Regions from separate parts of the Homo sapiens genome. Here region 2 is linked to region 1. Evidence: chromatin loops called from intact Hi-C (ENCODE). Cell type or tissue: heart right ventricle. All regions are shown on one strand. Each heading gives the region's core, and the rest is flanking DNA. Links, peaks and the distances in the headings are about the cores only. Region 1 overlaps CDH20 (cadherin 20). Region 2 overlaps PIGN (phosphatidylinositol glycan anchor biosynthesis class N).

Region 1 (15,445 bases), core at 7,446-15,445:
CTGCTGATAAAGACATACCCAAGACTGAGTAATTTATAAAGAAAAAGAAGGTTAATGGACTCACAGTTCCACGTGGCTGGGGAGGCCTCACAATCACGGTGGAAGGCGAAAGGCACATCTTACATGGCAGCAGGCAAGACAGACTAAGAGCCAAGTGAAAAGGGAAACCCCTTATAAAACTATCAGATCTTGTGAGACTTATTCACTACCATGAAAACAGTATGGGGGAAACTGCCCCCGCAATTCAATTATCTCCCATTAGGTCCCTCCCACAACATGTGGGAATTATGGGAGCTATAATTCAAGATGAGATTTGGGTGGGGACACAGCCAAACCATATCACTTCACTTCTCTCACTCCCTGGGAGTAGTACCTCCAGCATCTTGCTGCACAGAGAGACTAGGTCTGCATAACCAAAACTTATGTTAGCTCTCTGAACTCACCAAAGATGGACTCGACGACACATCTTTACCATTTACTCAGCCAAAGCAAAAAGTGATTTATGTCCCTCAGGGGAAGAAAGATGTTCCATCACGATTCTGATCTAAATTTATCTAACAATCCTTGAAATTTGGTGCAATGGTCTATAGCCCTCCTAAAAGATTCTTTTCAACAAGTCTAGGATAATTCTCTTTCCACATCTAGTGAATTTCTAGTCTACTAAGACCTGAAATGTTATGCAGCCAATAAAAGTTATAATGCAGAATTTACAGCCCAAGAAACGATCCATGTTATTATAAGTAAAGAAGGGAGGTATAAAAACTACACCTACATGCTTGCAGTCATGTAAAATTATGACTGCAAGTGAACAATGATCGAGAGGGAAGATGCAAAAATAGTATAATTACTGTGCTAAGGTAGTTGAGTTTAAGTGAGGAGGTTTGGGTCTTTATTTTAATAATTTTTGTTTTATATTATAAAATTTATATATATGTAATATAAACTTGTTATAAAATTATATGAATATTTTGTTATGATAAAATAAGCTAATTTTAATCTATAATACAAAGAGGGTGATAAGTAGCAGAGTAAATTAAACCTCCTTCCCCCCAAAATAAAGGGCTTCAGAGTAGGAGAGGTTGCATTCTAACAAGTGAAGAACATTTCAACTATCTCTCCTGTTTTTGTAATCAAACAAACATAGTCCCCATTTCTAAATGCATCTTTTAATAGTTTGTTATACAGTGATCTGAAGTACAGATCTTTCACTTCAAGTTCAGTCTGTCCCATTTGTCACCTTTAGGCCAAGATACTGAAAATATTAACCTTTGATTTGGGCTCTGGGAAATGTTTTGAAGATTTTTCAAAAGCATACAGCTCAGAGATACATCTGGTTTATAAAGTATCGGGCCTCCTTGTGTTTACTTGTTGGATACTGTCCTCAGCTTCACATCTGACAAGTCCAGACACATGCTTCCCTCTTAGTAAGCAGCCTTGAAGGAAGCCCATAAAGAAATCAGATAACATACTTGGTGATGGACAAGGGCGGAATGAAACCAGCTGAGCAGAATATTGCACGACAAGTGGGGCTGAGGAAGAAATCTGACCTGCTGGGAGAACAGAGAGCAGGAGAGCGGGCCATGCGCTCCCAACCCAGACTTAGCGATTTGTATCTTCACTCACTCATGCTTTAAAGCCCTGTAAGCAACCAGCTCTGTGCCTCAGGCCCCAGTCTCACCAATATATACACAATACGCAGGCCAGATATTCTGAAACGACTTTCCCAACTATGTTTATCAAATTACGTAGAATCACCTATGTGTAACATGCCTCAAGAAATATGTTACCTCTCTATGTGTTTGGCACTACAAGCAAGCTGAAAAGTGCCGGCTCTGTCTCCAGGCAGGATAGGACAGGAGGGTAATCCTGGAGTGTGAGCAGCACTGATACTAGGATTGGCTGTGAGCAAGTTTATCTCCATTAGTCTCCTGGCCCTCACCTTCCTGGGAACTCCATTCCCCCTACTTTCAGGTTCAATAGTTGGGGTCTCCAGGAGGCATACCCTGAGATGGAGTTCCAGTATAAGGTGTTTATTAAGGAGGGCCCTTGGGGCCAGCACCTGTGGGAGGGAAGTGAAGGAAGCAGGACTGGGCAAAAGAAGTCCAGCTGCCATGCAGACTAACTGCCTTAGCTGACTTCTCAGAGAGTTCCAGAACTAGAGTTTCCCCAAGTTGAGATGGGATAGCCAGACCCGTATACTATCACATTAATTAGTCACTGGATGTCGCCCTGGAAGGATGTGGTGACCATGGGTGTCTCAGTCGGTTTGTATTGCTATAAAGGATTACCTGAGGCTGGGTAATTTATAAAGAAAAGAGGTTCATTTGGCTCATGGTTCTACAGGCTGTACAAGAAGCATGGTGCCAGCATCTGCATCTAGGGAGGGCCTCAAGCTGCTTCCATGCATGGAGGAAGGGGGAAGGAAGCCAACATGTGCAGATCACATGGTGAGAGGAAGCAAGGCAGGAGGGGAAGGTGCCAGGCTCTTTTTAACAATCAGCTATCACAGGAACAAAGAGAGTAAGAACTCAACTCATCACCAGGACGACTGCACCAAAACATTCATGAGGGATCCACCTGGATGACCCCAACACCTCCCACCAGGCCCCACCTCCAACAATGGGGATCAGATTTCAACATGAGATTTGGTGGGGTCAAATATGCAAACCATAGGAGTGGGTAGGTGGCTCTCTGCAATTGGCAATCCCTAAAGGGACTGGTAGGTGACGGGGAAAAATCCTTCATTGAAGGGGGATCTGAGCAACACAGTGTCCAAAAGGCCCCGATGGGAGCTCCCCCTACCACCACCCCCAGTTATTTAATCTTCAGCATATTGTGAGAGTTAGCTTTAGCTCCCCTAATTTACAGATGAAGAAATACAAACTAAGCAAGCCCAGCTGGGACCTCAAACTGACCTTTGATGTCCTGGTTCCTATGGTGGTAGAAGCACAGCTGGCTTTTAAACAGCAGGATTGGCAAGTCTACAGGGCTGGGCCCAAGATGGGTAGGAATAGTCTGTGCTGTTGCTTGGTAGAAGAGGAAACACATATGAAGGAGGCTGCCGTTCAATGCCTCTTCTGTAACCCCCTCAGCCTGCCAGCTCCTGTTCCAGTCGTCTGTTTCACACAGATTTCTTTAATAGCTTTTACATCATGGTCTCCACAGACTTCATGCAACTTACTCCTTTGAAAAACATTATGGAAAAGGCAAAACGTGGCCAGTGAGTCCAAGAGGAAGCCACCTGACCTCCTGCTCTCCCCACTCCAGAGTTCTGCTTCTGACTCTTGTCTGTTCTGCATTTCTACTCTGGGGATCCTGTGCTATCTTTGCTAGCTCTCCCTCCTGCCAACAAAATGTGACTCTCTGTGACCCATTCCCTCATGTCTGTTTTCTGTTAACCTGACATGGCCAATGCCAATGGGTCACTCACTTCTCTTCAGGTCATGGTCATTCTTAAATAGGGGCTTCTTAAAGACAGCAATTTAGCCCTGAAATATTGGGCCAGTGATGAGGTTAAGTAGATGAGGTGAGAAGAAAATATGGGGTCAAGCAGGACTTTGTGGCACCCGAGCCCTTTAACTCAAAGTCTCTTATTTTTTAGACTGCCTAGAAACGGCTGGCCGTGGTGGAAGAATATATGTTATTTTGATGTCTAACATCTGAAGTATTTAGGTAACATTTATCCTATGCCTACTAACATACTCAAGCCCAACCCTAAAGCAAAATTAAATCCCAAGGTGTGTGATGGCATGGAGACTGTGCAGGGAAGTTTCACATGGAACGGGAGAGTTCCCTTATCCCCCTTGCAGAACAGGGGTGTGCCCTGCTGCTCAAACCCCTAGGGGAAGCATGCAGACGGGCAGGTGCAGAAGCCATGGGGAGCGCTTTTGGGCTCTGGCCCAAAGGCAGCGTCTAGGACTCCTGAAGCCCAAGTGGGCGTGTGTTACAGTGTGCTCACTCTCAGCTACGCCTTCTGCAGACGGCTTGTATTAGCTCAATAGACCCTCTGCCTTATCACAAGGACACAGGGCCAGTGTGACAGCCTGAGTTCTTGCCCAGTGAACTGGAAAAATCAGATCACACATGGGCTGGAAGGCTGAGTGCAACGTTTATTGAGTGGTGAAGGTGGTTCTTAGTTAAATGGATGGGAAGCCAGAAGCGGGGGATGGAGTGGGAAGGTGATCTTCCCCCGGATTCGGGCTTCCCAGTGGCCAGATTCTTCTCCAACTGTCCCGGGCTGAACTTCCCTTGGCATCCGCATCATTCCACCATCGCTAGTCTGCCAGTGTCTGCTGGTGTGCTCCTCTTCTCCTCTCAACATCCAGCTGCTTGTGTCTGTGCCCGCTAAGGTCTCAAGTTCATATGGGTACAGAATGGGGGGCGTGGTGGGCCAGAGTGGTCTTGGAAAATGCAACATTTGGGCCCAAAAACAGGAGTTCCTATTCTCACTTAGATCCGTGGGCACAGGCCAGAGGATGGAGCCCTCACCAGGAACCCTGCCCTTCTCTACCCAGCATTTCCCTGCCCCTCTCCCATACCAATGATATCCTTCTCATAAGGTAAAACATCCCACCATCGCGTTTCCGGGTTTGGGATTTAACTGGGCCCTGGTGCTTTTTCCTTTGGCTCCAACTCACCTGATTTCATGTCCCTCCCTCAGCTGATCCAGACAGTGAGTGCGGTGGACCAAGATGACCCACGCAATGGTCAGCATTTCTACTACAGCTTGGCTCCTGAGGCTGCTAACAACCCCAACTTTACCATAAGGGACAACCAAGGTAATCAGGTGGATGGTTGGCTATCTGTGCTTTTCTACAGCATAGGCCAGCTACTTTGGGTTACTGTCTTATGCAAACAGTGTCAAAGGCTACCTGTTCCATACCAGCAGGGAGGATGTTAATAATTCAGTGTATTTTTTTTTTTTTTTTTGAGATGGGGTCTATGTTGGCCAGGTTGGTCTTGAACTCTTGGCTTCAAGCAGTCCTCCCATCTCAGCCTCCCAAAGTGCTAGTATTACAGACATGAGCCACCGTGCCCAGCCTCACAGTGTCTTTTAAAGTTTTGTTTCAGAACAACAAACACAGAGAACCCTTTGCCAACTCTAAAACTCATTCAGTCAGTAAGTCGGCAGATGTTTACTGAGTGCCTGTCCCGTGCCAGAAACACTGCAAAGCACAGAGGCAAAATCCTTCATTCCCACTGGTAGCAGCCCTGTTCATATGTTCTGTAACAACGGGAAAAATCTGAGAAAGATAGAAAGTGATCTAGGATAAAAAATAAAATACAATAAAATAAAAAACCCCTGGGGGCACATTTCTAGGCAGAGATCAAAGCAGGAAACAGTAAAAAGCTCTCCAAACAATAAGGAGACAAAGGATAATAGAGATAACAAAGAGCAAATACAGGACCATAAACACAGTTTTGGCACTGAAACAGCTTTATTACTTTAGAATGATTTAGAGAAATACTTTCAGGTAGGGTTCCCTATCCATAAACTGCTCCCCGCTATAGCTTTGATGGAACAGAATTCTAGGCCCCTTTTTTCCAACAAGCATTCAGACCAGCTAAGGGGCTCATAGACCCAGCACACTCTTCTTTGGGCACAGATGGGAAAAGGAAGGACTTTTGTTCTGTAGCCAGATGATTTGCTTCAAAAGAAAAAAAAAGGTCAGGGCAATGGAAAAAATAAGTTAAACTGTCAAATGAACCTCATCTGTTGTTAACTCTGCTGCCAGCTAGCCAGCTGACCCTGGGAAGGTCATCACTTCTTGAGACTGCAGTAGCGTCATTTTCATTCCGATTCTAAAATATTAATTGCCGCTTTGTAAAAATCTAAGCAAAGGGTAACAAAAAGTCATGATTAGGTTAGGCACGCCTGGTTTTAGTTTCAAACATCAATTATTTGAGATTAAAAGTATTACTTCAACCCCACATGACAGTTTTCTGCTGTAAAACTTGAGATTCTCAAACCTGTTTTCTTCTAAATGGCAAAGCATTCTTCTAAGTCATCCCTTCAACCTCCTACATGTCACCATAAAAATACTATAATAATTCTGGAAGGAATGGTAATATGAATTATAAAGGCAGAAATACTTCAATTAAATATCCTGAAGTTTTTATTGGGTCAAAATTTTGAACTATTCATTTATCTGCTTCATAGGGAAACTATTCCCGCAAAAAGTGCTTTCAACCTAGGATTGGCTTTACAAAGGCAACCCTGGGGAGGGAAAATAACACATTGTAACACATTATATTTTTTCTTCAACTGTTCAGCTAAGCTATCATTCTAATGAGTGAAACAAAATGCAGCAAAATGCTGCAAATTTCTTAAAGAGGACTTTGGGCACCAATTTATGGAACCAATTCCTTAAAAAGATGGGCCACCGGCACTGGATGACTATAGTAAGACGTGACTCATCTCTTGGAAGGTTTCCCAAAACAGAAGTCAGCACATCTTCAACAGAAAGCATGAACTCTTAATCTCCAAATGACAATTTATCTCACGAGTATCCTTTACTGGGGCTCATTTTAAAACTGAACAAGTCTAGGCACAGTGGCTCATGCCTGTTACTCCAACACTTTGGGAGGCTGAGGCAGGAGAACTGCTTGATACCAAGAGTTCAAGACCAGCCTGGGCAACACAGCAAGACCCTATCTCTGAAAAACATATTTTAAAAATTAGCCAGGCATGGTGGCACACACCTGTAGTCACAGCTAGTTGGGAGCCTGGGACAGGAGGGTCACCTGAGGCCAGGAGTTTGAGATCAGCCTGAGCAACACACCAAGACCCCATCCCTAACAATTTTTTTTAAGTAGCCAGACATGGTGGCATGCACCTGTAGTCCCAGCTACTTGGGAGGCTAAGGTGGGAGGATCATTTGAGCCCAGGAGTTCAAGGCTGCAGTGAGCTATGATCAGACCACTGTACTCCAGACTGGGTGACAGAGTAAGATCCTGTCTCTAAAAAAAGCCACCACAACAAAAACTGACTAATATAGGGCAGATCTACTGTCAACTACCTCTGTTCCTGTGCCTGAAACATGATGTCCTTTTATGAACACAACAGGGCACTATCTCCAGTAAAGCCTTTTTTTACTTTTCAGCCCCAAAACATTATGAAAAGAATTATGTGTATATAGTACTTTACAGTTTCAAAGTATTTTCCCATACCTTATTTGATATTTACAATAATTCTGTGAGGCTTTAAGGAAGTTATTAATCCCTCTGATTCTTATTGTCCCATCTGATAGATGAGGAAAGTAAGCAAATGGCCCAAGACCAGAGTCAATAAGCTGAATAAGCATTAAAACTGGGATTAGAAATTGAGTCCTGTTTTACCATGCCCCCCCACTACACCCCCGCCCCACACACACAGTGTTCTGTGTCACCTCAGAAAAAAATGCTGTTTCCAAATAAGTTACTAAAGTCCTCATTATCACATTCAACAAAAATTTTCCAAGTGGCTACTATATGCCAGGCCCCTTCCAGCACTGGACTCAGCAATGTGATGCTCTGATATTTTTCTTTAATCTTAAATAATTCTTAGATCAAGAAACATATATATCGTAGGTATAATACTTTTATGAATTTCGGCTCTAGTCAGACTTTCTAAAAGTCTCATGACCTCACCTGGATTAAACCAAAAAAATAAAAAAAAAGTTCTGATTAGAGAAAAACCTGCTTTCTGAAAAAACAAGCAATTAAAACTACAAAGTGGAATTGATAGTATTTAGCTATTAAGTCTGGAACACAGAAAGGTGCACGGGTTGTTTGGTAGGTGGAAATATGAATATAATCCTCAGGTTGGCATCCTTTCTCCATTGGGAAGAAAATAAGAAGTAGCCTGTATCAAAGCAGGAAGAGGTTATGCTTATCTGAATTTTTTTTGACAGTTAATATTACTAAACTAAATAAGCAGTTATGTAGCACAATGGAACATGTACATGTTTTGGAGCCAGAGAGACCAGAGTTCAAATCCCAGCTCTGCTACTAACTAGGTTAGTGGCTTCAAACAAATAATAAAATCACTCTAGGCCTTACTTCTATTTCTGAAAACGAGTAAGATTATTACTATGTCCAAATTGTGAAGATTGAGTGAGATACTGCATGCAAAGTCCAGGTACATGGCACATGAGCCTTTAGTAACAATAGCTGTTAGCATAAAAAGCAGAGTGGAGGAAGAAAAGTTAATTAAGGGGTAATGTGTTACTCAGAATAGCCCAGATTATGCTATGGGAACAACTACCACAAAAATCTCAGTGGCTTAGCACAACTACAGTTAATTTCTTGCTCACATACAGCCTGCTGTGGGTCTGAGCTCAGCGTCCCAGGCCGCCCCGCTCTGCATCTCACACCCTGTGGTTCTTTCTCAGTAACTACAGCAAGGAAAGAGCATGGAGACTTACACACCAGCTCATACAGACTTCTGCCTAGAAGTAACACAAATCACTATTGCTCATCAACTAAAGCAAATCACACAGACATACCCACATTTAAGAGGATAGAAAAGTGTAATCCTTTATTATGTCCAAAATGGGAAGAAGAACCAGAAATATTGATAATCACTAATAATGTTTTCTTAGGTTAGGCTCTCAAAATTTTTTGTGATGTTCTAGACTCTTTCCTATGAAATATGAAACACATCCATGGGACCTCTGTGTTGGTGGTATTAGCTTTGAGAATCACTTCTTGCATGTCCTACTACATCTCTCAAATTTTTCCTCTGCTGAAAATAATCTGAGCTTTGCAAAAGTATATCTACTTTAGAATTCAAACCTACACCAGGAAACTTGAGAATGTAGATTTTAAAAATGAAAACTCCCACAACACAATATGTGAATATAAATGTAAACACACACACATACACATCCCAACTTTGTAGAAAATATCTAATAATTTGACTAATCCCCTTTAAAACTGGAGGAAAGATTTCTAGTATTGATCAGTAACAAAGTTTCACCAAGTTCATTTTAACTGCTTAAAGTGAGACCACCAACCCAGGAGAAATAACAAGGTGTGTCATATGATTAGGGGATTTCAAAGAAGCTTCTACTAAATGAGCAGGTTCTTTAGGAAACACAGGAGTTGGTGACTGCATTTCAGAAGCATAAAAGAAAATAGTAAAAGACGTGAATTCCAGACAAAGCGGCAAAAATAAGTAATCTGCCACAGTCACACAGGCTCCTCAGCATTCTTTTCCTGGAGGCGCAAAGCAGCACTGGGGCCTTGGCAAGCTGCTGAGCAGGAACAAACAGTGACCACAAGTCACCAGTGATTGTTCTTTTCTGTCAAGCTTTCCCAGGGACATTTTTGTTAGATCTGAAGTCTGACAGTTTGCCTTGGGCACTTTATGTCACAAAGGATAAGACAGACTCAAAAAAAAAAGAGGCTTTCTCTTCTTAGGCCTCAGGGTTTTGCCTAAAAGCAAGCAAAAAGCATGGTTTCTGAATCCAAATGCTGATCCAGGCAAACCCGCCATGGTTGACCACTACCAGGGAATATCTGACTATCCTCTTTCCTTCCTACACCCTGCCCCTGCCCCCTTGCTTTCCTCAATCCAAGAAATTAATTCACCTTCCCTTTTCCAATCCTGGAACCCCTCCTTCTTTCAGATAACACAGCACGGATTCTAACCAGGAGGTCTGGTTTCCGGCAGCAGGAGCAGAGTGTCTTTCACCTGCCTATCCTGATAGCAGATAGCGGGCAGCCCGTGCTGAGCAGCACAGGCACACTGACCATCCAAGTGTGCAGCTGTGATGACGACGGCCACGTCATGTCCTGCAGCCCAGAGGCCTACATGCTCCCAGTCAGTTTGAGCCGGGGCGCCCTCATTGCCATCCTCGCCTGCATCTTTGTCCTCTTAGGTGAGTAAGGGGCTGCTTTCCCTTCTGTGGAGTCCTGCCAGTGCGCACTCAGACATTTGTTCATTACCTTCCTGACACAGCTATTCAGAACTGGTCTTCCACACCTTGCTTACTCAAAAGGTGGTAGAGTGAGGCTGCACAAAAAACAGTAAAGAAATTGAGGACAGTCCCTTCTTCGAGGTGTCTGTGGCAAGATCAAAGCACATATACTTATAAAGTATCTACTATGAGCTGGGGCACCACACAAGGTGCTAGGATTAATAAAACAGACAAGTCCTGGCCTTCCTGAGTTTACTTCAGAACAAAGCAGGTTCATTTTGACATCATAGAATCAAAATTACAATTTAGACAGGATTTGATGATCACCTCTTCTAACCCCTTCATTTAAGTAGTAGCTAAGTCACAAACGGGTAAGTGACAGGCTCAAAACCAAAGTCAGAGGCACAGCCAGGGCTGAAATGCAGGCAGGCTATATACACTGGGCACCCCTGTGGCTCAAAGGCACTGCCTTTCTCCTAAATGCTCATCCCGATTCTGGAGGTGGTATTACAGGAAGGGAAGAGGGATAAGGTATCCTGGTTGGAAAAGTGACAGGGATAGACGCCACTTCAAACAGGGTAGTCAGGGAATCCCTTACTGATAAGACCTTTGAGCAGAGAGCTGAAGGAAGTGATGGTGTGAACCACACAGATTTCTGGAGAATAAGCTGTTTGGGGTGATTAGTACACCTCCTAGGCACCATGGCCATCTAACCAGGAACAGTGACTAAACAGGGTCAGTTTGCCTCTGCTGAAGAAATAAGGACATAACAGGCTAGCAGTGGCAGAACACTACTGGGGTAAGGAACCCTTCCTTCTTCCTCTCAAGTCATACTGCAAGGTGGCTCCCCAACTCCCTGGTATGTAAGGCCATCCTTGCAATTCTTTTCTAATTCCACACTCAAAAACAGTGAAATAAAAACACCTAAACCAACTCTTGCAAAAAAGAAAGTATCTGTACATATATCCTTGCTCTTCTTATTGAACTAATCTATAGCATATATATCATGCTTAGAGAAAAACAGATTTAGTAGATACTAGTATTATTCAATACAAAAGAAGTCCGAGTTTTCTGAGGGAAAAAGCCCTGAGGATTGAAATTAGAATAGAGGTACAGATATTCACATACACCCTTGATCCCAAGTTCACCTCTATACCAAGAGACAGACCAAAGAAAGAAGTTCCTGTGTAAAATGTCAACACTTGATTTTCTAGGTAGGTCCGTGCAATGTGCTTCTCAAAATACATTTAAAAATACAACATGTGGTTTAATTTTGTTGTTTTAGTTCAGTCCTACGTAAAGAGAGGAAGAGTATAAATAAGTAACCTTTCTAAGTTCTTGGATCCCTGTGTCAAGAGAAAATTGTTACGGTTTCTGGTCCCTGACTGCATTGACAAGTAAAACCTCCCTGCAATTCCTTGAGTTTCCATAAGGTGGCATTGGGAGTCCTTTAGCACAGAAGTGGATGACCTGTAAGAGGCCTTTGAAGAAACTTGTTCCTGGGAGGAATTTCCAGACTGGCTGTCCTTACTTCTATCTTTGGAAAATGTCGAAGTTAAAAGTTCGCCCTGGCCCACAAAAAGCCATCATTACAGAAATACTGATTTAAAGAGACTGGCTTGGAGAGGCTCTCAAGTTAAAAATGGTGTGCAAGGGACAATTTATCTTATCCCTTCCCACCCACGATGATGTCTTGTCTTTTAAACCGTACAGAAAAAGTAAACAGTTTTCAGGAGCTAAATTGAGCAGAGCTGTCATAAAATCCTCACAGTTTTAAGTACCCTTACTTCTAAGAGTACACATCCCACATTAAAAATAATTCATCAAACTTTAAGATTTGACTTGCATTTGTCAACAAAATACTATATTTTATAGACAACTAAATAAATTAATTCTGACTTCCTGGGTTTTTTTTTTTCATGTCTCATATATGTATCTAGTGCCTAGAAAATCTCATAAGCTCTACGCACCGTGCCTATAGTACACGAAGAATAAACCATCCCTAGAACTAATTCTCTTCTGTCAGAGAAGCCTTTCAGCTGAATAAGACCATTTTCCTCAAAATCTGATTTTCAGGGCATCATGTAATATTTGTTATGTAATATTTGTTATTTACCTAATTAGATTACCTTAAAAAAAAAAAGACATGTAGCTGTCTTTATTTTTCAAAAGACGGACTAGTTCTATATAAACGGCCTAATTCTCCATGACCATCAGAATTCTCTCCAGCAAGGTATTCAAAAGACTTCCAATTTTGCTTCCTAGCGTTATCCAAAATACCGCCCCTACCACTTCAAGGTCACCTCTGTGAAGCCCTACCCAGTCTCCCAGGTAAAATTCACTGGCCCTGCCTCTGTACTCTCCCAGTGACACTTGTGGCTCTAACAGCCCTTATCACTGTCTGACTTGCATTAATTATCAGCATCCATAATCTCCTTAGATTACAAGCTCACAAGAGCAGAATCCATGTCACACTCAATATTGTTTCCCCATTGCTTAGCATAGAGGATTAAAAATACTTGGGTTTAATAACTTTACTGAATCCTGCAAACACAGCATGCTCACTTCGAATCTCACGTCTCCAACCTGCATCAATCCAAATCACACTCCAACCTTTCAGGCTCGATTCAAGCCCACGCTTCCTTAGAGTCCTATTAGTCTCTTTTTCTCTAGGAATCCCACCCTCCTTTCAGTCCACGCCTCGTATTTTTGCACACAGGGAAAATACACATGAGCGTATCATCGTTTCCTGTGTATGTTTTGTCACCAAAGCTATCTGGGAAAATATTACGTATTAATGTCATTAATTGCAATTGATAAAAAAGCACATCTACATTCAAAAAAATTTTTAAATCATTGTTGTGAGTTTTATTAGTCGGTAATCTTTTACTGCATGTATGAATGTACTCCACTTTCTCCCCTTGGATAAACTGGGGTCTTATTTTGCAGTGCTGTCAAACTGTCACTGTTCACCAGCTATAACAAAGCACACCAGAAAAAAAAAAAATCAATAGCAGTTCTACAGCTAAAACCTCAACACTCTTCCTGGAAAACGTTTTCAGAGAGATAAATAGCTCAATGGGATTATCTCTATCTCTCCTTTAAACCCCAGCGAACACATTCTAGGGGGGAAAAATGCATTTGTTGGGATAAAATTTTATCCAAACCTGCAAGGGCACATCTAACAGTGTGGTGTTTCTTTGATAACATGATGAATTATATAAAAGGCCACTGCTCATTCTCTGCCTTCCATAAATACCCTTGGGTCCAGAAAGCCACAACCACCTCTTTAATGAAAGGCTTCTCTGAGGAACCTGAGTTTATTGGACCCCAGGGATCACTTATGTTCTGTTGTTTTTTAGAGGTATAAAAAGACTACAACTTTGGTGCACACTTAGTATGTGTGTCTCTATGCATATTAAGATATGATTATATACAGAGTAGAATCCTATTAAGATGCTAATATACGGAAGCAGAATTCCACCTACATAATAAGACTTTCACATTATAAGAGGATAAATGTATATTTTTCATCATATAAACAGAGCACGTGATCTGGTCCTTAGAGTATGTTGGTCCATAGCAGGCCTTTGTGCTTTGTTAGTGGGATTTTAAATTGGGTGTTAGGTGTAGACACACAATTTCAAAACAGCAAGCTGATGGTAAGCGACTATAGGCAACTTTTTCTAATTAAACCATTTGAAGAAATACAGGGCTTCATTGTCCACAACCTGACTTACAGAAAGAGGACAAAGTGGACTTAAATTAGAACTCCCCGAGGTTTCAGATATCCAAAAGCTATCTCTGAGCCCTCCACTCGGTAGCCCTTCCCCTATCCGTGGTGAATCAAGACTACTTCTAGTCACCGCACACACAGCCACATCTCCTCGGTAAACACACTCTCCTTTTTGTTCCTGGCAGTGCTGGTGTTGCTCATTTTGTCCATGAGGCGGCACCGGAAACAACCATACATCATCGACGACGAGGAAAACATCCACGAGAACATCGTCCGCTACGACGACGAGGGCGGCGGCGAGGAGGACACCGAGGCCTTCGACATCGCGGCCATGTGGAACCCCCGGGAGGCGCAGGCGGGGGCCGCCCCCAAGACGCGGCAGGACATGCTGCCCGAGATCGAGAGCCTCTCCCGCTACGTGCCTCAGACGTGCGCAGTGAACAGCACTGTCCACAGCTACGTGCTGGCCAAGCTCTACGAGGCCGACATGGACCTGTGGGCACCGCCCTTCGACTCCCTCCAGACGTATATGTTCGAGGGGGACGGCTCTGTGGCGGGGTCGCTGAGCTCCCTGCAGTCGGCCACGTCGGACTCGGAACAGAGCTTCGACTTCCTGACGGACTGGGGGCCCCGCTTCCGGAAGCTGGCCGAGCTCTACGGGGCGTCGGAGGGACCCGCGCCGCTGTGGTGACGGAAGCCAGGAGGCAGGCGCGCGTCCAAATCCAGACGTTCTCCGCGGGTGCTTCGCGGACAAGGTGCAGCCAACCACACGAGCAATACTGTGCTGGAGAGTGAGAATGGGGGTGAGCAGGCGAACAGAGCTCTCTCTGGATCAGCTTTACTTGGGTAGATTAAGTTAAATAAGCAAAAGGAAACCCAGAAGGAAGAGGGCAGAATCTTTAATTACCTTTTTTTCTTTTCTTTTTGATTTTTCTGACACTGTGTGCGAAGGCTTGGAGTCCAAGGTGTTCTGACAAGGGTGGCTTTTCTCTGCCATTCGCTAAGGCCTTTGTCACTTTTCCACCACAGAAAGGCTCTGGCCTTGGATACAGAGATGCCAATTGAAAGCAGAAAGTTCTACTCTCGTATCTGTTTTTTATCTTATCTTATTCTCCATTTAAGAGTTTTGCTGGCTCAAACCACAGAAACCAACCCACAAGAAAGAACAAAAAACTTGTTACTCAGTGAAATTAACCTACTTGTTCTGGGATGGATGGAATTTCCCGTAACCCTTTTGAGACAAGGTTAAGACTGAATCAGCCTTGCATGGGGGTGGATGGGTGGGAGGGTGGGTGAAGGAAGAGACATTGACTTTATGCTCAAGTTTAGTGGCTGAACCAAGAGATGTTGGCATTACAGCTCATCCAACGCCATCAAGTTAGAGTGCTCGTGTCTCCTCTCAGCTATTTAACTGTGCCCCTGCAAAATTGTTCAGAATGAAACCAGAAAAATCTGCCTCTTTTGCACTGTAGATGTCTCTTCCATGTGCCAAATGTGGAGATTAGATGCTACAAATGAAAGCCAAATAAAAAAGAAGTATCTGACAAAAGCATGGGTTAGAGGGCTTTCCTAATCTGTGTGAGGTCAATCCAAGGGATGTTTACATACTGTAGATAACCTACTTGAACAAAAATCAGTATTATAGAGAATAAATGGATGTAAGAAAATTACATGTACAAGTTTTGTATATTTGTTAATAATTTTGGTAATAAATATGATGTACTGCATCTCAGTACCTTAGCACTTCTTTTAATAAAAGTTAAATAGAAGGAAAAGTCTATTGTGAATTTGTTTAATTGCTGAACAG
Region 2 (16,221 bases), core at 4,961-12,960, 580 kb after region 1:
AGCTGCCAATGCAGCCAGAACTTGAGGACCTAAAAAGGAAGAAAAATAAGAAAATAATATACATTTTCATTGTGGATTTTTTAAGAAAGACATTTTAAAAGTGCATCTGGAATTTTAAACTAACACATATTCTGAGGTGAAATCTTAAGAAGAGTGAGAGAAAGAGCTTTTATAAGAAAGAAATATTATATTATACTATATTATTCAGAGAACTCAGGTAAAGAAAGAAAGGCCAAGTCTTGATGAGAAAAGAGGTGAAAAAAAAAAAAGGTAAGTCTGACACTCATTTGTATAGAACAAGAGGACAAGAAGCTAAGAAGAATGTCCCTGAAAAGCAGACAGAAGTTTTGGTAGTCTCAAGATGTACAAGAGACAAAAATTGGTATTCAGTGACCACCAGAGAAGAAAGGTTCTAGATACTACAAGGTCTGTATAGGGATCCCTGAGATACTACACTCTAAGAACAGAGACAAACCAGAGATCAAAGGAGGCTTAAAATCGCAGCACGGCCTTGAGTCAGCCACTACTCTTTGTGGCCATCAGAGGACAAGGCAAAACCTCTCTGGAGAAAAATGAGATAATCCAGAGATTCTAAAACTTTTAATATATAAAGATAAGGATTCATTTTAAAACTACCAGACTTAACAAACAAGACCAATTGAAAAAAAAAGAATCGAAACAAACTCACAAATGGTTTGGTTATTGGTATTATCAGGTACAGATGCTAAAATAATTATGGTTAATATGTCAAGAAGACAAGACAGAAAGTTGTAACAAAGAACAGAATCTATTTTTTTAAAAATCAAAATGGAAGTTCTAGAATTTAAAAACATTTAACAAGTGAAATTAAGAACTCAATAACAGCAATCTAGACACAACAGAAGATAAATCTGGTGTAACTCATGACAGAATCAGTAGAAAATACCTTGCCTGGGCTGGGTGCGATGGCTCACGCCTGTAATCCCAACACTTTGGGAGGCCAAGGTGGGCAGATCACTTGAGGTCAGGAGTTTGAGACCAGCCTGGCCAACATGGTGAAACCCAGTCTCTACTAAAAGTACAAAACTTAGCCGGGTGTGGTGATGCATGCCTTTAAACCCAGCTACTCAGGAGGTTGAGGCAGGAGAATTGCTTGAACCTGAGAGGCAGAGGTTGCAGTGAGCCAAGATCGTGACACTGCACTCCAGCCTGGGCAACAGAGTGAGACTCTGTCTCAAAAAAAAAAAAGAAAGAAAGAAAGAAAAAGAAAAAAGAAAAGAAAATACCTTGCCTGAAGCTTGAAGAGCAAAAAGACAGAAAAATACTAAAAAGATTATAGAAATAGAATGCGAGTCATGATGAAACAGGTCTAATATGAATGTAATTGGAATACCAGAGAGGGAGAGATGGAATATGGCAGAAGCAATATCTGATAAGATAAAGGCCAAGAACTTTACAAAACTAATGAAAGATACTAATCCACAGATTTAAGAACATCTACAAACCCCAAGCAAAATAAGTACAAAGAAAACCATGTATATGGACAGGCAGTAAAACTGCTGAAAACCAGTCAAAGAGAAAATCTTAAAAGCAGCTGGGGGAAGGGGAAGGGGAAGGGGACAAATTGCCTTCAAACAAATGACATTAAAACAGTTGGTCACTGAACAGGAATGATGGAATGACATCCTTAAGTTTCTGAAAGAAAATAACTGACAATCTAGAATTTCACTTGAAAAGATGTTTGAAAAGTTAAGGTAAAATAATGAATTTTCAAACAAATAACAACAGAAAAATGTCTTTCACTGGCAAATACCCTTGAAAAGAAATGTCATATCATAGACAAGAAATACAGAAATGTGGAAAGGAATGAAGAGCAAAAGGCACAGTGAATATATGAGTAAATCTAAATAAATGTTGATAATACAAGGCAAAAAGTTGAAATGTAGCAATATACTTATAATTAAAATATATAACAATAACATCAAAGGTATGAAAGTTATTTAAAGTTAATTTACATTAATTTAATTTATATTAAACTAATAATGTGCCCAAAATGCTTGTCATAATCTTTAACATGACCATGAAAAGGATGTATAAATAACAAGCCAATATGTGGGCAGGGGAGGGCTGGAAAATTAAAATAATTTAAAATACTTAATTAATCCTACAAAAAAACAAAATAAAACAGAAAAAGGAACATAAAACAGATGGGATAAATTGAAAACAAACCTAAATATATCAGTTATTATAGTAAGTATAAATGGTCCGAAAACACCAACTAAAAGAAAAAAAGTAGAATACTGGATAAAAAAACAAACAACAAAGTCAATTATGTGCTACTTACAGAAGACATACCTTAAATATAAGAACATCAAAATGTTAAAAGTGAAAGGATATGAGAAAAGACATAACACACAAATATAAACAATGCTGCTGTCATTATACTAATATAAGTCCAGGCATTGACTTTAAGGCAAAAGTCTTAAGATAGGGTGAGGGCATTGGCAAGGGCATTTGCCAATGACACACTAGAATGCAAAGACTAAGGTAATGCTGAGAGATGATGTAAGGCACAATAGAAAGCCAGGGATATTTCTGAAGAAGAAAAGGCTACAATAGCAGCCAGCAGTGTCATTTTAGTCTTAGGAAAAGTTGTTCTAGTAAGTCACATAAAGAGTTGGCACCACAATTCCTGTGCCCAGACCTCAGAATTCACCCATCAAACCACAGAGGTAAAAAAATTCCCATTCTAAACCTTATTCAGGCAATAAATCCAAGCACTTTACACATTTTTATCACTAAAAGCTGATAATCTATTGAATATTATTCAATAAATATTGAATATTTTATTGTTATACATGAATTAACACATAAATTATTCCATGATGCAGAAAAGTTTCTACTTCTTAAGGGCACAACCTTTTGCAGGGAATTCTATTTATCTGAATGGATGGTAAGAACATTTCCTATCTATTTTTTTTAGCTCCCACATATGAGTGAGAACATGTAAAATTTGTCTTTCCGTGTCGCTCTTATTTCACTTAACATAATGATCTCCAGTTCCACTCATGTTGCTGCCAGTGACAGGATTTCATTCCTTTTTTATGAATGAATAACATTGCATCATGTATATATACCATATTTTCTTTATCCCTTAATCTACTGATGGGCACTTAGATTGATTCCATATTTTAGCTACTGTAAGTAGTACTGCAATAAACACGGGAGTGCAGATTATCTCTTCAATATATTGATTTCCTTTCTTTTAGATATATATACCTAGTAGTGGAATTGTTGGATCATATGGTAGTTCTATATTTAGTTTTTTGAGGAACCTCCAAACTGTCTTCCATGGTGGTTGTACTAATTTACATTCCCACCAACAGTACACAGGGAGTAGAGAGTAGACTGGTGGTTACCAGAGGTTAGAAAAGTAGAGGGGAGAAGGCAATGAAGAGAGGTGGATTAATGGGTATAAATAACACAGTTTGATAGAAGAAATAAGAGCTGGTGTTCAATAGAGCAGTAGGATGACTATGGTTAACATTAATATATTATACATTTCAAAATAGCTGGAACAGAATAATTAAAAAGATCCTGGTGTACAGAAAAGATAACTATTTAAGGTAATGGACATCCAAATTTCCCTGATTTGATTATATGAATGTATCATGTACCCCTAAAATATGTATGTAATGTATCAATTTTACAAAGAAAATTTTCAAACTAAAATTCCTAGATTACTCATATAAGCTAAATTTCTACTTAACTTCCTTATATTATTTTTATTTCAATTAATATTTTTTTTATAATATTCAGAATCCAATAGCAAATTTTTATCAGTTCCCTCTTAATGAATGCAAATGCCTAGCACTTCCTTGCTTCTAGGTTGATAGCACAAACAGCGACAAGGACATCTGGAGTGGATTCAGAATAGCAGCAAGATCAAATACAGGGTTGAAAATTAACTTTCCCTAAGGAAAGGATGAAGGAACTACATAATTTAATATGGTGAAGAGAAGACTTCTGGAATGAAAATATGTTCTCAGATGCTAATAAAAAAGACCCTGATTAGTTACTCTTACTTGTGAAAAGTAAATTGATTTACTTGGTACAAGAATCTTTGTTCAGAGAATATGTTTTCTTTTCAAGAAAGCAGTTTAAACATTGACACCAAAGAGTTTAGATTCCTTCCAGTTCCCTCTAGACCTATCTTTCCTCTTTTTCCAAAATAATACAAGTTTTAGATATAATATAGTATAATAATGATAAATTATTCATCTATAAAGTCTCTGGGATATTTGCAGCGTTAATTAACTCTCATGCCCTTATAAAGAATAAGCCAGCAATGGAATGTAAATTTTTGATTAACAAAAATGACCATAATAGAGGCTGGGTGCAGTGACTCAGGCACTTAGTACTTTGGGAGGCCAAGACAGGAGGATTGCTTGAGGCCAGGAGCTCGAGACTAGCCTTGGCAACATTAGCCAAGCATGGTGTTGCTCACCTGTTGTCCTAGCTACTCAGAAGGCTGAGGCAGGAGGACAGCTTGAGCCCAGGAAGTCAAGGCTCCAGTGAGCCATGACTGGGCCACTATACTGCAGCCTGGGCAACAGCGTAAGACCCTCTTTCTAAAAATGAAATTTAAAAAAATGAAAGACTATAATAGAAAAAAATTCTTAAAGCCTTAATAATTGCTGAAAAGTTACATAAGTGATCAAATCTGCACTTAAATGCCTACAAGATGATGGAAAATGAGGATAATAAAAACATACTGTCTACTGATGAGAAAAAACAAACCATGTCTTGAGTGAAAAAGAAGGCACATTAAGAACTAAATGGCTGAAAAAAAGCTATCATGATATTAATTTGCTGATAAGAACTTTCAAAGAATATTACCATTTATTCCATAGACCAAATCAGGATGATTTTTCTTCCTAAAATCAGGATGAAAATAAGAGTGAGGAAACTGAAAGATATTAGAAAGCAGTTGTACAATGAATATCCAATTCATTTCACCTTTTGAATTAAGATAATAAGAGTCTGATACCAAGTTAGTTTAACAAGAAAATATGGTATTATCCACATCTATTCAGTTTTTGAATTTTAGATATTAAGGGAGAGTTTGAATAGTAAGGGGCATCTAAAATATTAACTGAATGTTTGGTTCCTATGTTAGGAAAACTAGTTAGCATAATGAAGAATAGGAAAGGATACTGGAATGCAGACAATAGGAAACTTGGAAGGCCAGAGAAGAAGAAGATCCACTAATTTTATCACATATTATAACTCATTATATCTTCTGTGACTATAAAAATGAAAAAAAAAAAGTGAGACAAAACTGTATAGAAAAGGTTTCTCAAAATTCTACTTTTATGAACTAATTATGAGCCCTAATGCATGAAGCATCATATAGAGAGACTGAAACACTCAAATTTTCACAAAGGTGTTATGACACTAAACTTGTTGGCTTACCTCCCTGACAACTCCTTATTCAGAAATGGAATAACTTCTTAACAATAAAAACTGACTATGTCTATATAATGAGCTGCCATTAAGATCAGATTTTGAGAAAAATGATTAAATAAACCACAGCAACATTAGTAGACCAAGCATTCCACAGAAATACCATTATTTACTATATTACTGAACTATACATGTGATCTAAATCTGCTTAAAAGAATACTTACCAAATTTCACTAAATTTACTAATTTACCAAAAGATCTGATGGTATTCCCTTTAAAAACATAAAGGTACTAAATTACATATCATTTGAGGCAGAAGGAATGGCAAAAAAAGATACCAGATTAGGAGAGAGACTGTCTAGATTCAAGTTTTAGCTGTAAATCTCACTAGCAAGGTAACTAAGGACTTGGGAGTTTCAGGTTTATTATCTCTAAAGTGGAGGAAAACCTGCTTCCCACAACTCACAGGTACCTGTGAATGATATGCGTAAAATGCAAATCTAACCATGCCTTAAAATCCACTACTTTGAGGACAAAGTAAAAATGCTAAACCTGCCTATGAGGAGAGATATGGCCCCTGCCCATTCCTCTCTTTTGCTCTTTCCTGCACTTCTTCAAATACCAGACATCATATGCCTTAGGGCCTTCTCCAACATGCTTTGAAATTTTTGTTGTGTTTCCTTTCAATGTGTGTGCATGGGAAAACAGGCAAAATTTATTTTACATTTTGCCTATTTTTCTTTGCTAAAAAACTTTATGTCTCATTATGTGCCTTTATGTAAACCTATTTCAGAAAACTATAAACTATAGAAATACTTCTCTTTTAAAAATATTTTTCTCGTCAAAAAACATGTAATTATTTTTAATAGTTAAATACAAAAAAAGCATGAGTAAAAAATAAAAATCACTGCCAGAGCACATATCTTACTAATGTTAGCATTTTTCATTAAATTCCCTTTATATATAAATATACAATTTGTACATACATGTATATAAATATACATGTTTGTACATACATGTATATATACACGTTTGTACATATGTGTATATAAATATACACGTTTGTACATATGTGTATATACATGTTTGTACATATGTGTATATAAATATACACGTTTGTACATATGTGTATATAAATATACACGTTTGTACATATGTGTATATAAATATACACGTTTGTATATATGTGTATAAACACACACACACACACGAATTTTTAATGTAGTTGTAATCATACCAAATGTGTAACTTTGTAAGTTGCATTTTGTTGATGATTATATTATAAACATTATTCTAAGACATATTAGAATCTGAAAACAGAACATTTAATGGTTGCATAGTCTTTCTAGTAGACATGTTATTATTGTTCAATTATGTGGCTTTCCATTTTTTTGATTATAAGCAATCCTAGGATGAATACCTTGGGGCAAAGACTTTTTCACATTCACTTCCTGAAGTTCTGTATCACACGATGGAACTGCTTGGTTAAAGATTTTAAATACTTTAAGGTTCTTTACAGTGTGGAATTTACTCTCCAAAAGAGTGATTATATACGTGTATACTACAACAGCATTTTGTGTCCATTTAGCAACATAATCATATAAAAATCTTTTTTGCTAATTTCAAAAATGGAAAAAAGTATGTCTAACTTGAATTTGTTTTTCTTTGATAAATACTAAGGTTGTGTTTGGTGTATATTCTATTACGAAAAAACTTTTTTAAGTCTTGCTTTAAAATGGGATGTTAAAGTTATAAAACTAGAATAACTAAATATTTTAAAATACGAATGAAAAACACAAAAATCAGTGTTTTCATGACATCATACATAACTCACAAAGAATAATTTGGAAAATCTGAATAACAATTCTGAAATACAGTAAGTTACAAAAGTTTTATGACTTACTAGTTGGTGATTACTAGAACCCATCAAGGGTTTTAGTAACCCAATTGTATAACAGTTTACAATTAAAACAGCATGAGAAAAAAATCTGAAAACAAGAGTATCTGGATCAGTCATTGTATCTATTTTTGGCCAAGCAATTTCTCCATGCAATTTCTATTTTTATTAACAAACAAAAGCAGTTTCAAAAATATTATTATATATATCACAAAATACCATAAGACTTCACCTGTTTGTCCTAAGATTCTTTCAACATATATAACATTTAAATAATAATTATCATACTTTCTAGTGATTAATACATTTTTCTACATTCTGCCAGATAAACTAAATATTGATGTCATGAATTCATGGTAAACACTATAGTGTTTGCAAACTGACAAGTTTATGTCATTTTTCTAAAATTTTACCACAGAAAATATCATTTTATATTACAGGTGCTGAGTGATTTATTAGGCTGGAGCAAAAGAACTAGTGTAAACTATGATCAAGGAACATAAAAATCACTGTAATGAAATGCTTATATGTGCTTAAAAGCTTCATGTGAACTTTTTAAAGTCTCTGCATCCCAGTTTCATCATGTATTGAAAATCTATTTTACAAAATGTAAAAATAGGGAAAAACAATATTAGCACTTCCTACGCTTTCCCTCTGTCCTTGCCCAATATTCCAGCCTCTAGTATCCTTAACTGAGGGATTTCACCCAGCCTCACAGCATCAATTAATACTAGGGTATGGATAATTTCCAAAATCTATATTTAGAGCTTGATTCCTGCTCCTGAGCTTTAGATTCAGATTTCCGATTGTCTATACAGTCACACCATGATGCTGTTCTACAGACAGCTCAAACTCAGCAGATCCACAACTGAACTTGACCCTCATCCTATGAGCAGCAGTTTAGTAAATCATAATATATGTCCAACATCCGTTCAACTTAATTGTTGAATGATTCAACTTCCATTGTACCTTAATGATTCAACTTCCATTGTACCTTAAACCCCTAACTTCCTTCCATTCCTATCTTGTCAATCTTAAAGCAGTATTTCTCAAGGAGGACACTGGGAAGGATAAATCTTACCCTGGTTAGTGATAGATTCTGTGCCAGACTGCCTGGGTTCCATCCTAGCTTCAATGTTTACTAATTCTGTTACTTGGGGGAAGTATCATTCTGATTCAGTTTCCTCATGTGAAAATGAGATACAGGTGCTCCTCAACTTAAGATAATGCTACATCCCAATAAACCCACCATAAGTTGAAAATATCTTAAGTCAATTTCCATTTACATCTAACCAACCAAACATCATAGCTTAACCTAGCCTATCTTAAATGTACTCAGAATATTTACATCAGGCTACAGTTTGACAAAATTATCTAACACAAAGCTTGTTTTATACTAAAGTGCTGAATATCTCATGTAATTTATTGAATACTGTTGCTGAAGTATGGTTTCTATTGAATGCGTATAGCTTTCACACCATCATAAAGTCGAAAAATCCTAAGTCAAACCACTGCAGCCGAAGTATCTGTAATAACAGTACCCGCCATATCAGGCTGTTTTAAGAATTAAATGAGCGAACACTGATAAATTATTTAAAACAGTGCCTTGCATACACTAAGTACATAATAACTGTGAGCGGGTAGTCATGAGGAAAGCAATGGTGCAAGACCTTATCATTTGCTTGAACAACTGCAACAGTCTGGTTTTTTTGTGTGTTTTTTTTTTGTTTTGTTTTTTGAGACAAGGTATTGCTTCTTCACCCAGACTGGAACGCAGTGGTGTGACTGAGGTTCGCTGGAGCCTTGATCTCCTTGGCTCAAGTGATCCTCCCATATCAGCCTCCTGAGTAGCTGGGACCTATATCCTGTGGCATTTTTCTTACTCCAATTATCCAGGCCATAATAAACATACATAATAGCGGAAGGAGAAGATAGGACTGATGATGGAAATGGCAATTAAAAATACATGGTGCTATTTTCCCAACAAGAAAATGCATGGGAAACTACACATGGAAAACATACCAACAAACTTATGAAAAATCCTTATGAAATTTTCTAACTCTTGGTTTAGGATATTTATCTTCTAAAATATTTTTTATTCCCACTTTTATAATGTCAAAAACATCTTATAATTCCCACAAGAATTATTCCTGAATTTAAAAATATCATATATAAAACAACTATACATTTAAAAATCACTATACTATTCATGACATTACCAAAAAAATATATAAAATTCCTGAATTTCAAACTTGGGGAAAAGGATTTGATTATTTTCTTCCCCTCTTTTCAGATACTTGTGACTGGTGTGACAAACTGAGGACTTTCAGAGATATCATCTTTGGAGATGATGAGATTTGCTTGTGGTAAAAAGTATAAACAAAGAAATGGCTGGAAGCCAGCCAGGAGGAATGCCAAAGAAACTCCTAAATGATCAGACCACAGAGCTAGTAACATAATTAAAACCACTAGGCCACGGAAGGTATTTTACATTTAAACAAGGAACTTTAGAACAGATGGGGTCCATAAGAGATCAGGGGGAAAAGCTACCCAACTCCAGAATCACTGCATAGGTAACAGTGTTAGCTCAGGGCACAGCTGGATACTCACATGCAGCCACAGAGATCAAGAAAAAAAAGAAAAGAAAAAAAGGTAGAAGAGTTCATTTAGGTTGATATGAGGAAAAAATTATCCTTTGTTTTCACATTACAAAAGTGGGTTTTGAGTCATTAAAATATTTTAATAAAATGTTTAAAATATTCATTAAATTCTATAAGCCCATTATTTCTAGAGGGCTATAATATTTTATTATTACATTTGCATCTACTGTCCCTTAGCTAAAATACATTTTCTTTAATATATTTAACATGAAAAATGTAAGGCAAAAATAAACTATTAAGTTTCTTCTATTTGGCTTCAAAATAAGAAGTCATCATAAAGAAATATTAAAATATAAGTATACAACGATGTTTCATTGGAAATGCAGATCTCCCCACTCACTCCCTGCAAAATTCCCTTCCAAGGACAATGCAAAGCCAATATTGGAAAGCACTTTCTATTAGCTCTCAACACCTGGCTTTCTCTCCCCTTGCCTCAATTCCTTACTCCCTTCTCTCCCTCCCTCAGTGGCGTGCTGAGGGCTGCTCACACCAGCTCCCGAGAGCAGATGGTGTACAACTCTTCCCTTTCTCTAGTCGCATCATCCTTGGTAGCTTGAGATTGATCATAGTGAGCGTATTTATACCAATGAAATTGGCAAAGGCTATTAATGGGAGTCTTTCCCTCTCTCAGAGAGCTGAGTCTCTTGTTAGCACATCACTGCCATACTTTCCCACCTTAAGTCCACATTCTTAGCTGTCTCAGACCCACTGCAGCCCATAGCAATTAGTGTCAAGTTAATGAAAGCTAGTATATTGGCTGTTACTACCTCAGAAGTGCGTTGAGCTGAAGACTTCTTGCGTCTCCATCTCAGCTGCTCTCTGAGGTATCAACAAATCAAAAGTTCTCTTTCCAACACTGCCTTCACTGAAGTTGTCTTATTTAACTTCCTATAAATTTGCATCCCTCATCTGTGGGTTTGGTGCTCCTCAACTGTTCTTACAAAAACAGTCACTCATAATACATTGAATTATCCCTTATCATGCTGTATCATTTGCTATACTGTCTATATGTTCCCATTAGACTTTGTGTCCAACAAGGGCAGGCACTACGTCTATCTTTTCCAACATCAGTATAGTGCCTGGGACACAGTAGGAAAACAATAAATACTGGTTAAGTAAATCAATGAAGCATTGTAAGATAATTACTCTGCAATGGCTGAAATGATGACAAATGTAAACTATTAATTTCTGTTGAGAGTTAAATTGTGTCCCCCAAAAAGGTCCTAACCCCTGGTATCTGGGAATGTGACCTGATTTTGAAATAGTGTCTTTGTAGACATCATCAAGCTAAAGCACATTAATACTAAATTAGGGTGAACCTTAAATCTAGTGACTGGTGTCCTTGAGAGGGAGATCTGGAGACAGAGACACAAGGAAGAAGACCACTGATGACAGAGATAGAGAGTAGAATGATAAAGCTACAAGCCAAGGAAACCGAGGATTGCTTGCAGCCCCCAGAAGCTAGGTAGAGGCAAGGGAAGATTCTACTCTAAGCCTTTGGAGGGAGCATGGTTCTGGTGACACCTTGCTTTTGGACTCCTAGCCTTAATTTTGGACTTTAGTCTCTAGAACTGTGAAAGAATGTATTTCTGTTATGCTAAGCCATGTAGGTTGTGGTAGTTTGTTATGGCAACCCTAGAAAACTAATATATCTTCCTATCAACTGCCCAAATTCAGATTGCCCACAAGGAAAAGTGATGGTTTTACTATTTGTTGTTCATTTTCCCTTTAATCTATGCATAGTTACAGATATGGATAAACTAATGAAGTATTAACTTAAAAAGCAACATGTTTGAAATACAACATTCTACATAGTAATTTGTGAGGAAAAATTTCCTTTATTGACTAAATTGTTTTTATTGAAAATATCAAGTTTTAAAGAATCTATAAACATGTCATGTTTAAGTTAAAAAAAAAGAGAGAAATGAGTTGTCTTAATCTGTGCACATTACTTTGCTGTAATTGTTACTATTCATTTTTTTAATGGTTACTTAATACTATAGAATAAGGTAAACCACATTTTAGGATTACCAAGAATTTTATCAATTATTCAGGGTCAGCTAGTGTTTAGAGGACAAGATCTCCTAAAATGCTGCCCTTTCTTACTCTGATTTTTGTTACAAATTTTTTTTGCTTTCATCTACACATGACCTAATATTTTAGTAATACTTGTCTATTCCTTTTTAGAATGTCTATTTAAAGGGAAAAATATTTTAAGAGTATAAAGACAGAGAAAGCAGGATAAAAAGTTATTTCTAGAATAATTTTCATTCCTTTAGCATGACCAATGATATAGAATCGTATCACCCTTCATGTCATAAGTGAATAAATGAATAATATTTTTCTATGTAGGTATGTGATGCACAGAAGTTTTTTTTAAAGATAAATTTCAGTTTTGAAGCAGAAAATTATGTTTCTTACAAATAATTAGTAAATCAGATAGGTAAACTGGTAGAAAGGTTCACATACAAGCTAGTATTTAAGTTGGGTCTAAGGGAAGGGCCTTTATCAGCTAAAAGAAACAAATTTTATAAGAGAAACCAAATACTGTTGCCATTTTAGTAGAAAATACAGTTTTTTGTTAAAATTTCTTTGTTTATCAAATTTATATAATAATTTTCAAATAAAAAAGTAACAAATATTTTTGCTTCTATTGGCAAGGTATATATCCCCTTCCCAATTCCGTATTCTTCCCCCTAAGATATCTCTGAAGAGATCTTTTTTGCTTTCTTCTTATTCTGTGGCATTTTTTCTTTTAAATTATTTCTTGTCTTACTCCAGCCTCTAAAGTATACAATTTTAAACATAAAGTGTTTTTCCTCCTTTTACAGATGGGTGATCCTTTTATGCCTCTCCTGGTCATGTAGCTCCACCTGCTGGTCATCCTTCAGCATACCATCACCAGGGTCTGCCAGACCCAATTTTAGCTTCAGGTGTTTGTTTTTTAGCAGTTCTCTTTATCAGAATGGATGTTTTATGACTTTTATTCTTTTTAGAGGTCTTTAAAATATCAAAGAGAAAATTTATTTATTTTTGCAAAAAAATAGGATATGCAATTACCACATGGCCCTGTTAGACCCTTTTACAAGCCTAAGATAAAGAATCTTGGCAATTTTATTTTTCCTACGTCCTGAAACATTTGCTATTTCATTACCCTAGGAATTATTTTATTATTCACCAATTACTCATAACTATGCTAGAAAAGACTGAACAAGATAATGGAAAAATGGTGAAGATACCATTAAACTAAAATCTAATAATGCTGGTGAAATTAATCATGTCACGAAAATTTTGATACTATGAATTTTCAGATGCCAATGTCCTAGATGAATTTTCTCAAGTTAAGAACAGACAAGTGAACAATATATTTCTAAGAACAAAAAAAAATGATGCTTATACAAAAGGAAAGACTTTATTACACAATAGTTTGTGAAAAGAACCTGGGTTATCTTTTTTGCTAAAAGCATGTGTGACAACAGTACTCTTTGATCTTTTATGTTTATAGGCCCACATTTACTTGATATAGTTTCTAAGAAGACATGCTGACATTATGTGCATATATAAAAGTGATTAAAAAGAAATATATGATGTTAATGTGAAAAAAACCCACTGGACTAAAGAAATAAAGGGTCGATGGTACTCAGTAAATGGTGATAACTGTTTTTTCTGATAACACCAAACATTAAAGACTTGTAATGCAGAGCTAACATTTAGTCAATGCCCTTAAATATTCTATTTCAAAATACCTCAAGGGGGAATGAAATTTTTAATGAGTGAAACTAAATACTCTTAAAAATAATTTAACAAATAATTTCTGTGGTTCACATCTCCCTAAATGATTAAAAAATAATTTTCAATTTAGTATTCCACCTGGTTCTGGTATATTTTCCAATTTTATGTAACTGATATAATTAATAAATTCTGATTACAGTCAGGCACAGTAGCTCACACCTGCAATCCCAGCACTTTGGGAGGCCAAGGCAGGCAGACCGCTTGAGCCCAGGAGTTCAAGATAAGCTTGGGCAACATAGGGAGATCCCATCTCTATTAAAAAAAAATGATAAAATAAAATTCTGATTATGATGCTAGCTAATATCTTTTCCATATGACTGTTAAATTTTATATTTTATAGACCTCACACTTTTACTTATTTTTAAATATTCAGTTCTTTAATCAATGTAGAATTTAGTTTTGTGAATGAAATGAGGTTACAAGAGCTAGCCTTATTTTTTCCAAATGGTCAATTTTCTTAGTACAAATCTTTCTCCTACTGATTTGAAACACTACCTTCAGTCAAAACCAAATCCCATATACAGATTGTCCCAAACTTATGAGAGTTTGACTTAGGATTTTTCAGCTAACATGGAAGTGATATGCATTCAGTAGAAAGCATACTTTGAGTACCCACACAATCATTTTGTTCTTCACTTTCAATGCAGTATTCAATAAATTACATGAGATATTCAATACTTTATTATACAGTCGGCTTTATGTTAGATGATTCTGACCAACTGTAGGCTAATGTTAAGTGTTCTCAGCACATTAAAGGTAGGCTAGACTAAGCTATGATGTTCAGTAGGTTAGGTGTATTAAATCCATTTTGCACTTACATTATTTGCAACTTAGGGATGTAACCCCATCATAAGTCAAGGTGCACGTTGTAGACAAGTGAATCTTATCTCTTTATGTACTCACGAATCAGTTCCACTAAATCTATATGTTTGGCCTGCATCAATACTACATTTTTTAGAGTTATAATAGCTTTAGAATGTGTTCTGTTATCTAGCAGAGCAAATCTCTTATCTTGTTCTTCTTTCTCAAAACTAATTAAGCTATTCTTGAGAATTTATTTTTGATATAAATTTTAAAATTATGTTTTTGAGTTATACAAAAATCCTTTTGTTATAATACCATATTCAGTAAGTAATTTGGAGAGGACCGACATTTTTACAGTATTGAACAGTATTATCCAACATTTGTTTGTTTATATTGCCTGTTATGTCCTTAATAAAATTTGACAGTTTTCTTTACAATATACATTTCTCATTATTTTATTGCTGGGTATTTTATTTCTATTATGAATAGTATCCTTTTCCAATTACATATTCTACTGAATTTGTGCCAATGATTAGAATATCTATTTATTTTGATAAACATACTTTTAAAAATAAGTTTTATCAAAGCAATATATGCACATATTTTTTAAAAATCAAACACTACACAAGGGCATAATAACTCTTTTTCATTTCTCAGTTCACCAACCCAGACCAAAAACTTTTACATGTGTTTGTTTTTAGTTATTCCGGTACTTGCCTACATTTTTAAAAAACATGTTCTTCTTACTTTTTCTTGACTTGATGACTGGGGGTACTTTTTGTTGACCCCTTGTTGTCTCTGGCTTTCCTCCCCACTCAATTTGGCTATATCACATTTTTACCTCCTCTTTTGGTGACCTTGGTTACTTTCATAATCTAATACCTAAGGCTGGGCGTGGTGGCTCATGCCTGTAATCCCAGCACTTTGGGAGGCCGAGGTGGGTGGATCACGAGGTCAGGAGTTCGAGACCAGCCTAGCCAACATGGTGAAACCCCATCTCTACTAAAAACACAAAAATTAGCTGGGCGTGGTGGCGTGCTTGTAAGCCCAGCTACTCAGGAGACTGAGGCAGGAGAATTGCTTGAACCCAGGAGGCAGAGGTTGCAGTGAGCCAAGATTGCGCCACTGCACTCCAGCCTGAGCAACAGAACGAGAGTCAGTCTCAAACAAAACAAAACAAAACAAAAACTAATACCTAAACCTCTGACGAATTCAACTAAAGATAAAATTCTCCATATTCTATTTCATGAAGACAATAGCACCGCTACTATTCCATGTACATTTCCTTCCCTCTCTGCCTTCCAACCTGTTAACTGCACTTGTACATTTTCAAGGCTGCTAACATTTGCATTCTATTCTGTAATCATAATTCATTCTTCCCTGCTTTGTCCAAGGATTGACTCTAAAAGCTGAAAACCAATACTTATATCACATGACTATTTAAATACTGTCCACTGAAAAACAAAGTTTTATGCTACAATTAGATTTTCTCATCTATTTCTTTAAAGCCTTGATCCACATGACAATGTTCAAATGAATTCCCTTTCTCACACTCCTAGCAACTGTTCAAAATCATGCCACATCTGAGGGTGCTTTATATTTGAAGCATGCTTTCTTGTAAAG

Evidence for each region. A loop is a pair of places that touch in the nucleus more often than their neighbours do. Peaks named below come from ENCODE experiments on the same cell type or tissue, not always from the same donor. Only the 100,000 strongest peaks of a DNase experiment are listed, where the experiment ranks them.
Region 2: a loop joins it to region 1, with 5 times the contacts of the local background. A loop is called at or near these places in 69 of 110 quality-filtered maps.

The regions. Positions count from the first base shown.
Region 1 is chr18:61,540,367-61,555,811 of GRCh38, forward strand. CDH20 (cadherin 20) reads left to right here. Exons shown (of 12, transcript NM_031891.4): 10 at 4,661-4,778; 11 at 9,612-9,863; 12 at 13,824-15,413. The coding sequence ends at 14,329. Among named protein-coding and RNA genes, the nearest start is that of LINC01544, 200 kb to the right of the region's middle. RefSeq lists an enhancer at 13,720-14,227. In heart right ventricle, for the core only: a CTCF peak has its summit at 11,335; no DNase peak of the experiment used is centred there; H3K27ac peaks cover 361 bases.
Region 2 is chr18:62,118,629-62,134,849 of GRCh38, forward strand. The region is part of intron 14 of PIGN (phosphatidylinositol glycan anchor biosynthesis class N); the gene reads right to left. Among named protein-coding and RNA genes, the nearest start is that of PIGN, 60 kb to the right of the region's middle. In heart right ventricle, for the core only: a CTCF peak has its summit at 12,887 (motif pointing left); a DNase peak (open chromatin) is centred at 12,877.